Linked DNA regions of Homo sapiens: region 2 is linked to region 1. A link is a loop called in an ENCODE intact Hi-C map of the cell type or tissue named here. Cell type or tissue: PC-3. All regions are shown on one strand. Links, peaks and the distances in the headings refer to the core of each region. The heading gives the core; the rest is flanking DNA. Region 1 has its middle 100 kb from the start of UNC5C-AS1. Region 2 overlaps UNC5C-AS1 (UNC5C antisense RNA 1).

Region 1 (8,558 bases), core at 1,893-6,892:
ATGTTTATCTATTTGGTAAGCAAGACCAACCTTGCTTATCCCTTAAATGTTTCTTAGACTCATTATTTTCTCTCCTCTTTTCACTACCACCATTTTAGTCATGCTAGTCAGCATCTGGATTTTTGCAGTGGCTTTCAAGCTGGGTTTTCTCTGATGTCTATTTTATATCCCGATAACCGGATGTTTATTAATTCATTCGACAAATATTTATTAAATGTTGTACTATGTTCCAGCACTATTTTGTCTCAGCTGTGAGAAAAGCAGACAAAAACATTTTATTTCATAGAGCTTAGTTTCCAGCAAAGATTGAAAGATAATAATAAACCTATAAAAAAAATATATATATGTGTGTGTGTGTGTGTGTGTGTGTGTGTGTGTGTGTGTCAAATGGTCATAAGAATAAGGAAAATAGACAGAGTTGAAACTTAGGGAAAATTGGTGTGGGGGGATGGGATAGATTTATAATTTTAAATATGATAGGAAAGACCCACTAATAAAAATGACTTTTAAATGGAGACTGTTTAAGCATTTATTGTGAGTGCCACATTTAGTGAGTTCCAGATAATGTGATTCGCAAAGGTATTTTCAAGGGGAGGAAAATGTATAAATTTCAGAATTCAAGGAGTTTAGGGTCTAGTGGAGGAAATAAGCAAATAAACCATCAAGTAAAAAAGAGTCATCTATGATATAATGCCAAAAAGCATAAATCCAGATTCAATCTCTACCATTTCCCAGCTGTATAGCCTGGGAAATTTATTTAACATAGCTAGCTTCAGTGTGTTCATCTAGAAAATAAAGAGTATAATAGTACCCAACCCTGTGTCCTAAAATAATTACAAAGCTTAAATATGCTAGCAGATTTTTGTTTTCCTTCTTTCTTACAGACTTAGTGCTGTAGCTAGCATAAGTTGCCACTTAATATATGTCCAATGATTTAATAAAAGAACAATAAAATACTTTTTAAGAAGTGATTTTTGTTTTACAGTTTTACCCATTGTACACAGAGAGCTGTATAATTCTTTTTTGCTTTTATGGTAGACCTTGGCTAAGCTTTTTAAATTTATGCTCATCTTTTGAATTATCTGAGCTATAAAAAACATCTAAGGACAACAGCGATTGTGAATTAAAAAAAAATCTGAAAACTCCACTGATTAAAATGTTAAATTTAAAATGTTAAATCTTTAAATTAAAAGGTTAAATCTCTGTAAATATAATTTTCTATGAACAAAAATAAGTGTTAATATTAATTCTACAGTTATTATTGCTAAAACCTCAAGGCTTCCCAGGCAGAATGAAAGAGTATTATTTTACAAAATGAATCTATTTTCTTGTGCTATATAAAGGTTTTAATTTTGATGACAATGAAAGGCATCTCTAGTACCTAGCTAATAGCTATTTACATATGAGATTAGAGTTGGCCTTTAAAATTATTTTTAGATAGAGTAAAATAAACTTTGCCTCATTTTCTGGTGAAATGGGCTTAATCAACTACATCAGTCAATTTCCTACTATAAAAGAGGTAATATGAAAAGAACACAATATATGTACTCTATATATTTGTTTTGCAACTCAGTCATATAATGCAACCAAAGAGACCCACTATCTAGTATAAGTAAAGCAATGTTATTTTTATCCCACACTTTTCACATTTTTCAGTATGTTTAAATTAAGAGCCATGTTTAGGATTGCATGAAAAGTCACAGTCCTTCCATTAAATTCGTATACCTAGTACATTTCCAAAATGATAAGCCTGATATAAATAAAACCAGGAAAATTGGTTTTGATGCATTTTAGCTTCTGCATCAAAAAATATTGAAATAAGCATTAAAAGCAAATAGTTGTCTTTCAAAGCTGTAGTAGATTTTCCCCCTCATAGAATCCATCAGCTTTTGAAGAGGAACAAGTCATTCATTTGAAAACAGAGGTCATATTAGAAAAAAAGCAATACATGCATGACTAACAAAATCTTCTCACTCCGGAGCAAAATTTTATTTAAATTTCAAATCAGTAGTGAACCCTATCCAAACACTTTTTGAACAAGAAGGATGAACTGTATTTCTATGGAGATAGAAATACAAGATAGAAAGATAAGATATGATAGATCTTATCTTTCCTATGCCCTTGCTTACCACTGAAAGCACAGTAGGTCATGAAAAGGTACAGCTTAACTCATAAATAATGTTTAATTCACTTTATTATTACTCACCGTTCAGTTTGGAACCAAATAAGTAATCTGTGAGTATAATTATAATAATTTCATTACTCATAAACAAAACACTTATATTACATACCTGGAAATACTCTTTTGATGGTTAAAAATAAGCTTAAATATAAGTTGTTAGCAAATAAGTGTAAATAATAGTAAATCACGGAAATTAACTACTCTTTATTTTCAAACATAGGCCAGGGCTGATGTCACTTAAAATTTGTATATCCAGCATCTCTATTTGCAAGATTAGCTAGCTATCTTTGATTTTTTAAAATATATTATACAACTGGTTTGGGAAAATACTTGCATAAAATACACTACACAAAACTAAAGTTAGTAGATCATTTGGGAAATAAAAAGAAACATGTTATTGAAAATGGAGGCTATTGAAATTTTCAGTGTAAAAGTGACTTTAAATTAAATCCGCAGACAAAAGTTGACACTGAAAAGCATATAAGAAAGGGTGTCATTTTGATATTTTCAAAGTTCTGGATATTAATCATTTTATAGATCAGATAATTGATTATATTTAAAACTTTTGGTCAAGCATTTAGCACTGTATGCACACTGCCATCCTGGAAAAACATTTGAGGAAGCCACTGATTATGTAGTCTGGGCAACGTATTCATGTATTCTACTTTGGATTAGTTCTAATGCATGTGACTACCAACACTCTGATAATAAGTACAATATGTCACTGGAGAATAATAAAATATGAGTTACTGGATGTATCTCGAAGGTGGGGAAGCATAACTAGAATGTATTTTCCACATACCAGTTCTAAACCAGAATCAAGGAAACAGAAACCAAAATGCCTCTTTTGTGGATACAAAGAATACTGGAGGCTTCTATTGGAAGGCAAAGTAAGCTTCTTCGTGTTCAGCCCCAAATTGGGTGGGATTCTTCCCACAGTAACAGGGACTTCTTAGAGGATCAAAGTAGAAAAATAGCTTTGGTTTAAAACTGTTCTATAAAGAGAAATAGAAAGATAGAACTACAAGTGCTCAGTTTCTCCTTCCATGCTCACTAGTTAAAAAGCTGTCCACCTGATGTGGAGTCAGAATATGGATACAGAGGCCAAGGATCCTAGAAGATGGGGCTCCCTCCATATCCAAGGAAATATAAGGAGTGGAGAAGCAGGCTAACACTTGATTCACCTAGAACAACTCTTGGATATGAGATAATGATGCCAAATAAGAAATGGGGCTACATAGACAAAGAATCTATGACTAAAATTGCTGTTTAAGTCAATATTTATCAAGTAGTTACCATGTGCAAATGACAATGCTTTATACAGATATTTGCAAAGAGGTTGAACTCAATAAATATTTGTTGGATTAATGAAAATATGATATAAAAGCTCCAATGGAACTAAAAAAAATCAAAGCCAAAAGTTAATTCAGTTAATTGGCACTATAATTCCAATTGTCTTTGTTTAGGAGTTGAAAGAGAAAAGCAATCAATATTCAGAGCTCCCATGTGCTCAGCCACGTATTTAATATTTTTATTTCTGTTGTGGAAGATGGCCAAAACAAACAAAAAAAAGGCCTTAGTCTTCCCAGCTCCAGGTATTCGTGTCCTTTGTCATCTAACTTAGTAATGTTCTCAGATTGGCTGTGTGTCTTGCTTGGGTCAGCAGGATGCAGCAAAACACGACCAAGCAGAAGCTGGAAAAGTACTTGAATGATTGAGCTTGCTCTCTCTCTTGTACTGTTTCTATTACCATGAGGACATACCTGATCTAGCCTGCTAGACTGTAAGAGACATGTTGTACAGCCAATATATTCCTGTTGTCTCATCTGAGACCTGCAAATGCAATAAAGTTCAGCAGATCTACCTAGAAAGTACCCCAGACAATTGGGCACAGAAAGCTGATTTTTGTATGCCACTGAGGTTTCATGGTTCTTTTTACACAGCATTATTGCAACAATAGATAAATGGTACAGCTTCCTTCCATTCTCCCTCCCTCCCTTCCTCTAGCTCTCTTTCCCTCAACCTCTCTCTTCCTTTTTAAAATGATAAATCAAAATTTATTTATTACTTACTGTATGCCAGGCACAATGGGAAAAAGTGGAGGTGCAAGGATAATAAGACACTAGCCCAATCACTTTATTCCCATGTACATCAAATCTCTCTACAATTCATGTTCTCTTAGACTGTCAAAGTCAATAAGCTATAAAATTAAGTGACTATTTTCAGCCAAAACTACATTGGCTTATTGTTGAATTCAAAGCAAAGCTTTGAGCATCTAACTAAAGGTAAATAACAGACAGTGCTTAGTCATTACTTTTATTGTTAGCTCTAGCCTCATGTCTTAGAGCCTGGGCATAAAGACATGTCCTAATCCATAAGGTTGCTGGTGTCTCATGTGCCAGAAACAAAACAGATCAAGGAGAAGCTACTTTAATCATAGGAATTGTCATGTATGAAATGTATACCATTGTAGGACTACACAAGACGTGGTGATACAACCATCAAAATTAAAAGTGCTTTTCATGGCCTTATAGCAAAAATCTAAAACACATATCCTTTATTTTTAATTAAAAATATATATTATAGGCCGGGCGCGGTGGCTCACGCCTGTAAACCCAGCACTTTGGGAGGCTGAGGCGGGCGGATCAGGAGGTCAGGAGATCGAGACCATCCTGGCTAACATGGTGAAACCCCATCTCTACTAAAAATACAAAAAATTAGCCATGTGTGGTGGCGGGCACCTGTAGTCCCAGCTACTCGGGAGGCTGAGGCAGGAGAATGGCATGAACCCAAGAGGTGGAGCTTGCAGTGAGCCGAGATGGCACCACCATACTCCAGCCCGGGTGACAGAGCGAGACCCTGTCTCAAAAAAAAAAAAAAGTATATATATATACACACACACACATATATATATATACACGCACACATATATATACATATATATTTTATATATATCTATATAAAAAATAAAAATTTCCAAATATATGTAAAGGTATAGAAAATAATATAATTCAATGGCATATACCTATTAACTCAAACTCAACAATTACAACTCAGTGCCAGTTTGTTTCATTTATAGCCACACTCACCTTCCTTGATTTTAATTTGAAGCAAATATCAGTCATATCTTTAATCTGTATTCAATACATATATCTACATACTACAAGCTTTTAAAAATTTTTTGATATCCCTACTACACTAAAAATAATAACTTAATAGAAAATCTCATAGTCCATGTTCAAATATGGCCTGTTGTTTCACAAAAATGTTCAAGTGAGACCAAGAGACAAACAACTTTTCGGACTGTAATTGGTTTATATATGTAAGTCTTTTAATTTTAAAATACTAATACTTTTCTCTCTTTTATCTTGCAATTTACGTTTTGAAGAAGCTGAGTCATTCGTCTTATAATTCATGACAGTCTGAATTTTCCTATGGAATTATGTAATATGTTCCTCTGATTCATTTTTCCTGAAACTGGGAAGTTAGATCTATGGGCTTGATCATCTTCAGGTTAGATTCTTTGGCATAAATACTTCAGAGGATGTTTTGTGTATTTCCAAAAGGAAGCGTGGATGCCTCTTTTTCCAAATCTATCATTTATCTAAATTCATTAATTCACTATGGACTGCAAAATGGTGATATTTATTATTATTTTGAAAATAATTTCAACTTTTATTTTAGATTCAGGGGGTACACATGCAGATTTGTTACCTGGGTATATTGTATGAGGTTGACGTTTGGGGTATGATTGATCCTGTCACCCAGGTACTGAGTATAATACCCAATAGTTTTTTAACCCTTGCCCCCTTCTCTTCATCCCTGCTCTAGTAGTCCCCAGGGTCTACTGTTGCCATCTTTACGTACATGAGTACCCATTGTTTAGCTCCCACTTCTAAGTGAGTACATGTGGTATTTGGTTTACTGTTTCTGTGTTAATTCACTTGGGATAATGGCCTCCTGTTGCATCTATGTTGTTGCAAAGGACATGATTTTGTTCTTTCATATGGCTGCATAGTATCCATGATATATGTATACCACATTTTCTTTATCCAGTCAACAATTGATGGGCACCTAGATTGATTCCATACCTTTGTTATTGTGAATAGTGCTGCAATGAACATACAAGTAACTGTGTCTTTTTGGTAGGACTATTTATTTTCTTTTAGATGGATACCCAGTAATGGGATTGCTGGGTTGAATGGTAGTTCTAAGTTCTTTGATAAATCTCTAAACTACTTTTCACAGTGGCTGAACTAATTGACATTCCCACCGATAGTACCTACACTTTCCCTTTTCTCTGCAGCTTTGCCTGCATTTGTTTATTGATGTTTTAATAATAATTATTCTGACTGATGTGAGATGGTATCTCATTCCAGTTTTGATTTGCATTTATCTGATGATTAGTAATGTGGAACTTGTTTTGCATGTTTGATGGCTGCATTTCTATCGTATTATGAGAAATGCCTGTTGTGTCTTTTGCTCATTTTTAACTGGGATTATATGTTTTTTGCTTGTTGAATTGTTTAATTTCCTATACATTTGGATATTAGACCTTTCTCAGATGTATAGTTGTCAAATATTTTCTCCTATTCTGTAAATTCTCTGTTGATAGTTCTTTCCTGTGCAGAAGTTCTTTAGTTTAATTAGGTCCCACTTATCAAGTTTTGTTTTTGTTGCCATTGTTTTTGAGGAATTAGTCATAAATTCCTTCCCAAGGCTGATGTCCCAAATGGTGTTTCCTGGGTTTTCTTCTAGAATTCTTATAGTTTGGGGTCTTACATTTAAATATTTAATCCATCTTGAGTTAATGTTTGTATATGGTGAAAGATAGGGGTATAATTTTATTCATTTGCACATGGCTAGCCATTTATTGAATAGAGATGCCTTTCCCCATTGCTTATTTTTGTCAACTTTGTCATAAGTCAGAGGGTTGTAGGTGTGCAGTTTTATTTCTGGGTTCTCCATTCTGTTCCATTGGTGTATATATCTGTTTTTGTACCAGTATTATGCTGTTTTGGTTACTGTAGCATTCTAGTATAGTTTGAAATTGGGTAATGTAATCCCTCTGGGTCATTCTTTTTGCTTAGGAGTGCTTTGGCTATTCAGGCTATTTTGTGGTTCCATATGAATTTTATAATAGTTTTTTTCTAGTTCTGTGAAAAATGATGGTGGTACCTTGATAGAAATAGAATTGAATCTGTACATTGCTTTGGGCAGTATGGTCTTTTTAACAATATTCATTCTTCCTATCCATGAGCATGGAGTGTTTTTCTATTTGTTTGTGTCATCTCTGATTTCCTTCTGCAGTGTTTTATCATTCTCCTTGTAGAGATCTTTCACTTCATTGGTTAGGTGTATTCCCAGGTATCTTATTTTTCACTGAAGCTATTGAAAATGGGAATGTGTTCTTGATAAGACTCTCAGTTTCAACCATATTGGTGCATAGAAATGTTACTGATTTTTGTATGTTGATTTTGTATCCTAAACTTTACTGAAGTCATTTATCAGTTTCAGGAGACTTTTAGCAGGGGTTTTAGGATTGTTCTTGGTATACAATCATATCATTGGTACAGAGAGATAGTTTGACTTATTTTCCTCTTTGGATGTCTTTTATTTATTTCTTTTGCCTGATTGCTCAGGCAAAGACTTTTTGTATTGAATAGGAGTGATGAGACTACATCTCCTTGTCTTTTCCCAGTTTTCAAGGGGAATGCTTCCAGGCTTTGCTTGTTTGGTATGATGTTGGCTATGGGTTTGTCATAGATGGTTCTTATTATTTTGAGGTATGTTCCTTGGATACCTGGTTTCTTGAGGGTTCTTTTCATGAGTAGCTGTTAGATTTTATTAACAGCTTTTTCTGCATCTTTTGAGATGATTATACGATTTTTGTTTTCAATTCTGTTTATGTGGTGAATCACATTTATTGATGTGCATATATGAACCATCCTTGCATTCCAGGAATGAAGCCTACTTGATCATGTAGAATTAACTTTTTTAATGATAATTTTTACATCTGTGCTTATCAAACATATTGGCAGATAGTTTTTTTTTTTTTTCATTTGTCTTTACCAGGTTTTTGTATCAGGGTGATGTTGGCTTCATAGAATCAACTAGGGAAGAGTCCCTCCACCTCAATTTTATGGAATACTTTCAATAGGACTTGTGCCAGCTCTTCTATGTACATCTGCTAGAATTCAGCTGTGTATCCTTCTGGTCTGGAGCTTTTTGTGAGTGAGTAGGTTTTTTATTACTGATTCAATTTCAGAACTCATGTTCGTCTGTTCAGGGTTTCAAGTTTTTTTTTTTTTTTTTTTTTTTTTTAGACCAGTCTCATTCTATCACCTAGGCTGAAGTGCAGTGGTGCAATCTTGGC
Region 2 (8,558 bases), core at 2,174-7,173, 67 kb before region 1:
ACTCAAGCCCCATCAATGGCAGGCACCCCTTCCCCCTTCAAGCTGTAGCATCACAGGTCGATCTCAGACTGCTGTGCTAGCAGTGAGCGAAGCTCCCTGGGTGTGGGACCCACCGAGCCAGGCACGGGAGGGTATCTCCTGGTTTGCTGGTTGCAAAGACTGTGGGAAATGCTCAGTATTTGGTCAGGAGTGTACCATTTCTCCAGGTACAGTCTGTCGCAGCTTCCCTTGGCTAGGAAAGGGAAATCCCCCAACCCCTTGTGCTTCGTGGGTGAGGCAACACCCCACCCTGCTTCAGCTTGCCCTCCGTGGGCTGCACCCACTGTCCAACCAGTCCCAATGATATGAACCAGGTGCCTCAGTTGGAAATGCAGAAATCACCTGTCTTCTGTGTCGATCTTGCTGGGAGCTGCAGACCGGAGCTATTCCTATTCGGCTGTCTTAGAAGTGACCACCTATTTAATTTCCATGGATTAATATTTGTAGAGTTTCCAGAGTTTCTCCTGTTATTGAATTTTAGTTTTATTCCATTGTTGTTTAAGAAGATATTTTATATAATTTCCATTTGAAAATATTTACTGAAATTTGGCCGGGCGTGGTGGCTCATGCCTGTAATCCCAGCACTTTGGGAGGCCGAGGCAGGTGGATCATGAGGTCAGGAGATTGAGACCATCCTGGCTAACATGGTGGAACCCTGTCTCTACGAAAAATACAAAAAAATTAGCCGGGTCTGGTGGCGGGCACCTGTAGTCCCAGCTACTCGGGAGGCTGAGGCAGGAGAATGGTGTGAACCCGGGAGGCGGAGCTTGCAGTGAGCCGAGATCGTGCCACTGCACTCCAGCATGGGGGACAGAGTGAGACTCTGTCTCAAAAAAAAAAAAGAAAATATTTGCTGAAGTTCCTGTTGTGGCCTAATATGTGTTCTATCCTGGAGAATGTTCCATGTGCTAATTAGAAGAATATGTATTCTACAGCTGTTGGATGAAATATTGTATAAATGTCTTTGAAGTTTATTTGGTCTACAGTGCAATTTAAGTCTTTTGTTTCTTTGTTGAATTTAAGTCTAAATGATCTGTCCTATGCTGAAAGTGAGGTATTTAAGTTCTCAACTATTATTGTACTAGAGTCTATGTCTCTCTTTAACTCCAATAATATTTGCTTTACATATCTGTGTTCTTTGTTGGTAGGTGCAAATACTTTGAAAGGTATTTTGTCTTCTTGCTGAATTGACCCCTTTATCATTATATAATAAACTTAATCTTTTTTCTTGTTTTTTGACGTAAAGTCTATTTTGTCTGATATAAGTACGGGTATTCCTGCATATTTTTTATTTCTATTGGCATGGAATATCTTTTTTTTCCATTTCTTTACTTTCAATCTATGTGTGACTTAATAGGGATGTAAGGGTTTGGTAAGCAGTGTATAGTTGTTGTTTTTTTTTTTATTTTTAATCTGCTGTATCAGTGTTTATCTTTTAATTGGGAAATTTAAACCATTTACATTCAAGGTTTTTAATTGATAGATGAGGACTTACTCTTGCCATTTTTAATAATTGTTTTCTGATTGTTTTCTATATCCTTTGTTCCTTTCTTCGCCTCTTATTGTTTATCTTTGCAATCTGTTGTTTATCTTTAGTAATATTTTATTTCTTGTTCTTTCTCACTCGCATATCTGCTCTACCAATGAGTTTTATACTTTCATATATTCTCATGATGGTAGATGTTATCCTTTAGTTCCAGATGTAGGTCTCTGCTAAACATCTCTTATAGGGTCAATATAGTTGTGATGAATTCCCTTGGTTTTTGCTTGTCTTGGAAATACTTTATTTCATCTTTGTTTCTGAAAGATAACTTTGTTGGGTAAAGTATTTTTAAGTAGCATTTTTTTCTTTTGATGTGACTATATAATCCCATTTTCTCCTGGCCTATAAGGCTTCTGGTGAGAAATCTGCTGTTAATATGTTGGGAATTCCCTTATATGTGATTTTATGCTTTTCTCCTGCTTTTTTAAAAATATAATTCTCTCTCTTTTCCTTTGACTTGACAGTTTGACTATAATGTGCCTTGGAAAGGATCTGTTTGGGTTGAGTCTTTTGGGAACTTTTAGCTTCTTGAATATTGATGTCTATATGTCTTCCAAGAATTAAGAAATTTTCCCCTATTTCATTATTTTATTAGTTTTTTAAAAAAATTATTTTAGGTTCAGGAGTACATGTGCAGGTTTGTTACATGGGGGAAATTGCATGTTGCTAAGGTTTGGTGTACAAGTGATTCCATCACCCAGGTAGTGCACATAGTACCTCATAGTTTTTCAACTCTTGCCTCCATTCCTATCCTCTACCCTCTAGTAGTCCTAGTGTCTATTGTTCTCATCTTTATGCCCCTGTGTACTCAATGTTTAGCTCCCACTTACAAGTGAAAACATTTAGTATTTGGTTTTCTGTTCCTGTGTTAATTCACTTAGGCTAATGGTCTCCAGTTGCATCCATGTTGCTGAAAATAACATGATTTCATCATTTTTTATGACTGCACAGTATTCCATGGCATATATGTACAAATACTTTCCCTATCTAGTTCATATTTATGGGCATCTGGGTTGACACAATGTGTTTGCTATTGTGCATATTGCTGCAATAAACATATGAGTGCCTGTGTCTTTTTGGTAGAATGTTTTATTTTCCTTTCAATATATACCCAGTAATGGGATTGCTGACTTGAATGGTATACCTAAATTCCAGGATAACTGGCTCACCATATGCAGAAGAATGAAACTGGACCCCTACCTTTCATCCTATATGAAAATTAGCTGAAGATAGATTAAAACTTAAATGTAAGACCTAAAACTATAAGAATCCTAGTGAAAACCTAGGAAAGACCATTCGGGGTATCAGCCTTGGGAAAGAATCTATGACTAAGTCCCCAAAAGCAATTGCAACAAAAACAAAAATTGACAAGGTAGACCTAAATAAATTATCAATAGAGTAAACAGATAACCTAGAGAATAGGGGAAAATATTTGCAAACTCTGCATCTGCCAAAGATTTAATATTCAGAATCTATAAGGAACTTAAACAAATCAACAAGCGAAAAGCAACCCCATTAAAATGAGCAAAGGATATGAAGACACCTTCTCGTAAGAAGACATAGCTGTGGCCAACAAATATGTGAAAAAAAATGCTCAACATCAGTAATCATTAGAGAAATGCAAATCAAAACCCCAGTGAGGTACCATTTCACAGCAGTCAAAATGGCCATTATTAAAGATAAAAAATAACATATATTGGTAAGATTGCAGAGAAAAGGGAACACTTATACCCTGTTGGTGGAAATGTAAATTAGTTCAACCACTGTGAAAAGCAGTTTGGAGATTTATCATAAAATAGATTTTTAATGCCTTTTCTCATCTCTTTTCTGAAATTCCAAAAATTGTATTATTTGTTCACTTGATGGTGTCCCATATGTCATGTAGACGTTCTTCATTCTTTTTTATTCTTTTTTTGTTTTGTCTGATTGTGCTATTTCAAAAGACCTCTCTTCAAGTTCTGAAATTACTTCACCTGCTTGATCTAGTCTCTTGTTAACATCTTGATGGTATTTTTATTTTATAGAATTCTTTAGTTCCACTATTTTTGTTTAGTTGTTTCTTACAATATCCCTTTGTTGAATTTCTTATTCAGATCATGAATTGTTTTCCTGATTATATGTTCTGTATTCCCTCGTGTCTCATTGAGTTTCCTTAATGTCATTCTTTTGAATTCCTTTTCAGTTCAGACATTTCATAGATTTCCTTTTATTTGGGGTATGTTATGGGAAAATTATTATTTTCCTTCGAAAGTGTTAGGTTCCTTACTTTTTTATGTTTCCTGTGTTTTTAAGTTAATATTTGTGCATCTAGCTTAACAGTAATTTCTTCCAAATTTATGATATAGCTTTCCTATTAAATTATTTTCATAGAAAAATACTTTTTTCTGTTGATGGATCTATAATGTTGGCTGGGTAGTGTACTTTGGTTTGGTTCGGGGTGAGCACCATAGTATGGTCTCCATATGATTTCTTTGGCTGTGATCAACATCAGTATTGTCCTTGAGCTCCTCAGTGGCTTAGGCTGTGGTTGTTTGTGGAGGCTGTGGTGAGGCTTTGCTGAAGACTAGTACACTGGGTGGGCTGGTCCTGAGGTCTCCCAGCAGCATTCACATGTGTCAGTGGTGGCAGGAGTGGGCCCTGGTCACTTCTTATGACAACTTTTTATCTCATATGAGCAGAAGAGAACTTAATATTCACTAGCTATGTGTCTCCCTGTTAAATGAGTATTCATCTACCAAAGTGGCCTAGTTGTTATCTATGAAATAGTCACCGACCTCTCCCAGAGAGGAAGATAACTCCCTTCCCTGAGCAATTCTTTTTTTTTTTTTTTTTTTGAGATGGTGTCTTGCTCTGTCACTAGGCTAGGGTGCAGTGGCATGATCTCGGCTCACTGCAACCTCCGCCTCCCGGGTTCAAGCAATTCTCCTGTCTCAGCCTCCTGAGTAGCTGAGACTATAGGTGTGTGCCTAACACATCCAGCTAATTTTTGTATTTTTAGTAGAGACGGGGTTTTACCATGTTGGCCAGGACGGTCTCAATTTCTTGACCTCGTGATTCGCCCCCCTCAGCCTCCCAGAGTGCTAGGATTACAGGCATGAGCCACCGTGCTCTGGGCACATTATTTATTGGCATATCTGTGCTCATTTCTTTAGTGTGATGACATGGAGAATAGCTTTTATGGCTAAGAAGTTTGTATCTCTAGGTGCTATTATGGCTCCTGTAAGAGTAAAGTCCTCAAAAAATGCTACAGGACTTGATTAGAATAATAACTTAGAAATATTCCAATCCTGACATCCATCCATTTGAGACTCATATGAAAATAGAAGGCTCATGTGCTCCAATTTATCCTGCCTGTTTGTGTATTTCTGCTTTTTAAGTTTACCTGGACCTGGTGTTAACTTTGGCATTTCATCTCTTATGCACCTAGTTATGACTAAGTTATGACTAGTTATGACTAAGTTATGAGTAGTTATGACTAAGTTAATGTGTTGTCACTTTTTAAGACTGGGAAATTTTCCAGTTCACTCTTAGTCTATCCTGAATTATTAAATATTTGGAATTATTAAATATCAGAATATTGACAATAATTTGATATTTCTAGTTAATACAAATTATTAGAGATGAGTAATATTTATTTTGTGAAGACTATATAAAAGATCTCATTCAGAGAAAAATTTTAAGGTTGTAGCTTGAGTCTTGAGAACAGATATCAATATTACCACATGAAAAAATCCTAATATGTTTATGCTAAGGACAATATTAGAGTGTAAAAACTGCCCTAAGGGAAATTAAGTCCTCAGACAATAACCACCTCAGTGGAATACATTTAGCAGAATATATACCAGTGATTTAAATGCTTATGGAAATGCAATAGTTCACACATTAAGCATCTATGTTTGCATGTCTGCTTAAGTAGATGATATCCAATATTTAAAATGCTGCATTCAAAAATATAAATACATTGTTGTTCTAATTGATGAAAACAGAAAGCATTCTAACATTGTAATTAGTATAGAAACAGCACATTATGATTAATTTAATAAAATTAATATTTTGCTTCCTCATCTTTCTGTTTCCTCCTCTCCTCTCTCCTCTTTCTTTTATTTTTTCCTTCCTTCCCTCTCCTCTCCTCTCCTGTTCTTTTCTTTTCTTTCTTTTTCTTTTTCCTTCTTTTCTTTTCTTTCTTCTTTCCAGGATCTTGCAGTGTCTCTTAGCCTGGAGTACAGTGGTGTGACTGTAGCCTTGAATTCCTGGGCTCAAGCAATCCTCCCGCCTCAGCCTCCCGAGTAACTGGGACTACACGTGTGTGCCACCAAAACCAGCTGTCTTTTTTTAAATAGAGATGGGAGTCTTGCTATGTTGCTGAAGCTGGTCTCAGACTCCTGGCCTCAAGTGGTCCTCCCACCTTGGTGCTTCCTTATTTTTCTGTCAAGAAAATATTCTCAAAATGCAGAGAGTAAAATAGTTACTCATTTTAAGAGAAATTAAAATCAATTTAGATGTCTTATATTAGCAGTGTGTATGTAAATGCAAATTAAATCCTAGGGCAGAGAATAATGCATATATGCATATAGATATATAAAGATTTTGATATTTGGTAAATGAATGTAAATAGTAGAGACGACTTAAGGCTGGAAAACTGGCAAATGTTCAAGTACTTTTCAAAAAAGGGAAATGGGCAAATCCTGAATATTTCATTTTGGTACGCTTATATCAATTCATGGAAAAACTCTAGGTCAGATGATTTGTGAGCTTTAATATAAGTTAAGTTTCACTAGTAGGAGCAAGAGTCTTTAAGAAAATTTATATCCATGTAATACCATTTTCTTTCTGGACAATTGTTTGCCTATATTAACTCAAGGGAATGCCATAGAGGGTTAGTTTTTCCCTGATATAAGTATGGACAAGATGTTAAAATGTGACCTATATAATGAAGTAAAACAACTATGATCGGTGTTACTAGTAAAACAAAGTTAATTCAATCAATGAAGTTGAATCCTCAGTAGTTGCAGAAATGGATCCTTCCGACTCTAAATGGTAAGTGCCTGTGTTTGGGGATGGGAGAGATGACACCATGCCTTAAAAGTATATCGTTCTCTAGAATGATGATTTTGGTTAAGATCATCAGAGGAAGAGAGGTCTCATGATGGTTTGGTACATATTATCATTATTCTCAGTCTCACTGCTGTCCAGAACAATTAAGATAAATGGGAAATTCAGAAGAAGTGGGTGGAATTTTTGGATATTAGTGAGGGACAAAAGAATCCCTCCTCCACAGCCCTGCCTCTTTTCCAAAATGAGAACATCTCAGACAATGAAACTTGGATTGAGCTAATGTGGACCTGGAGGGCTAGGAATATTTGTTAATACCTCTCAAGGTTGTTTCAGAATGGATTGTTTTGCTAGTGGAATGCTGAAATAGATCAGAGGTCTTCTAATTTTCATAAGTACTAAAAATAATATGTATCAGCCTGAAAAAGCATGACTGAGAAATTAAGCCTGATTTCTTTTCCCACTTCCTTCTACGATTGCCCTTCTCTTACACTTCACAAAAAAGGGGCATCCTTTTCTTCTATCTTGTGTTGCAACCATTGTTGAATTGTCTTATAGTGTAGAAACCCTACTCTCAGTATTAAATAAAATGACAATTACAAACGTGAGTGTTTGCTTTGAGGAAGTACATAAGTCTAATAACAATACCAAATCCATTTGCACGTCATGATTTCGAATTTTTTGCTTTCAACAAACTTGGAGGAGTATCTAATTGATTCGGTATTTGGTAGTGGATCAAATAGAATAGAATTGATAGTGAACCACTATTTTGTCTGGCAATAAGTAATCTTCATCCTCAGATATATAAATTAATCAGGGGAATAGAACTGCTTCCATCTCATTAAGAAATGAGTTTCCAATAAAATTTTGCTCTTTATGTATAAAATTTATTAAAAACGTAATATATTTATGTTGTTTTACTCATTTTTACAACTAATTATTGCAATTATGTCTTTATCAAAAGAAATTTTTAGCACTTCAGCACCTTATAGTCAGATAAACTTTTTCAAAAATTAAATTTAAATTTACATACATATTATAAAGCAGAGAAGTACGATGGGGGAACAATAAAAGACTAAAACCTAATAATTCATTAAATTTTAATAAAATTGTCGGTGTAAGTGAAATAGATATATAAGTTCAAGTAGAAGAGTCATGACATTACATTTCTGGACAGTTGAAAAGATGTATTAATGTATTTTTATATGAATAATGACAAGTATAAAATTGCCATGGTATGTAGACACCACTGGCTACATTTTAAATGACATAAAATTTTTATTTTAAAAGTCAATAATTACAACATGTTAAAAAATTATATAATTTGCAATGACTAGAATTTTATGAAAAATTAAACAACTAAATATTTTGTGAAGGGCTTTCAAAATGTGTTTAGGTGACATCAAAATAGAGGTTTGAAAAATGCTGGACTAGTTCTGGTATATTTGTAGAATGCTTCTCATCTGCAGTAAGAGGAAATTTATTCAACAAATGAAAATTACAATGCAGAAATGAAGATTAATGTAAATAAATGGAACCTCAGGTGATTACCTGGTCTAGTTTTTAGGTTACTGTCCAGATGATATTTTTTTCTTGAATTTTATGAGATGAGACTTATTTATTGTACTCACTAATAATTGTTGTTCTAGCACATAGACTTGCTATGTGTAAAGAGCCTGCTGTGAATCTGAATCGGAATTTAATTACATTCAATATTTAATCTATTGAAAAACTAATGACTACTCTGCTTATAGAAAAATGAATACATATAATTATCTAAGTGTGTTCCAGTTTAAAATTATATACACATATGAAAACATGCATATATTATACATAGTGTTTATATATTTAAAAAGTAGTATATGTATATTATTAAACATTATTATTTAAAATTATACAACACAAGTAAAACAGATTCTAACCT

What was found. Hi-C counts contacts between places; a loop is a spot of excess contacts. Peaks named below come from ENCODE experiments on the same cell type or tissue, not always from the same donor. Only the 100,000 strongest peaks of a DNase experiment are listed, where the experiment ranks them.
Region 2: it touches region 1 in a loop (10-fold over the local background); 1 of 110 quality-filtered maps calls a loop at or near these places.

The regions. Positions count from the first base shown.
Region 1 is chr4:95,647,605-95,656,162 of GRCh38, forward strand. No RefSeq gene overlaps it. Among named protein-coding and RNA genes, the nearest start is that of UNC5C-AS1, 100 kb to the left of the region's middle. In PC-3, for the core only: no CTCF peak of the experiment used is centred there; no DNase peak of the experiment used is centred there; H3K27ac peaks cover 484 bases.
Region 2 is chr4:95,580,487-95,589,044 of GRCh38, forward strand. It overlaps UNC5C-AS1 (UNC5C antisense RNA 1), which reads left to right. Exons shown (of 5, transcript NR_183914.1): 5 at 5,777-7,242. Among named protein-coding and RNA genes, the nearest start is that of UNC5C-AS1, 36 kb to the left of the region's middle. RefSeq lists an enhancer at 4,427-5,626. In PC-3, for the core only: no CTCF peak of the experiment used is centred there; a DNase peak (open chromatin) is centred at 5,015; H3K27ac peaks cover 1,564 bases.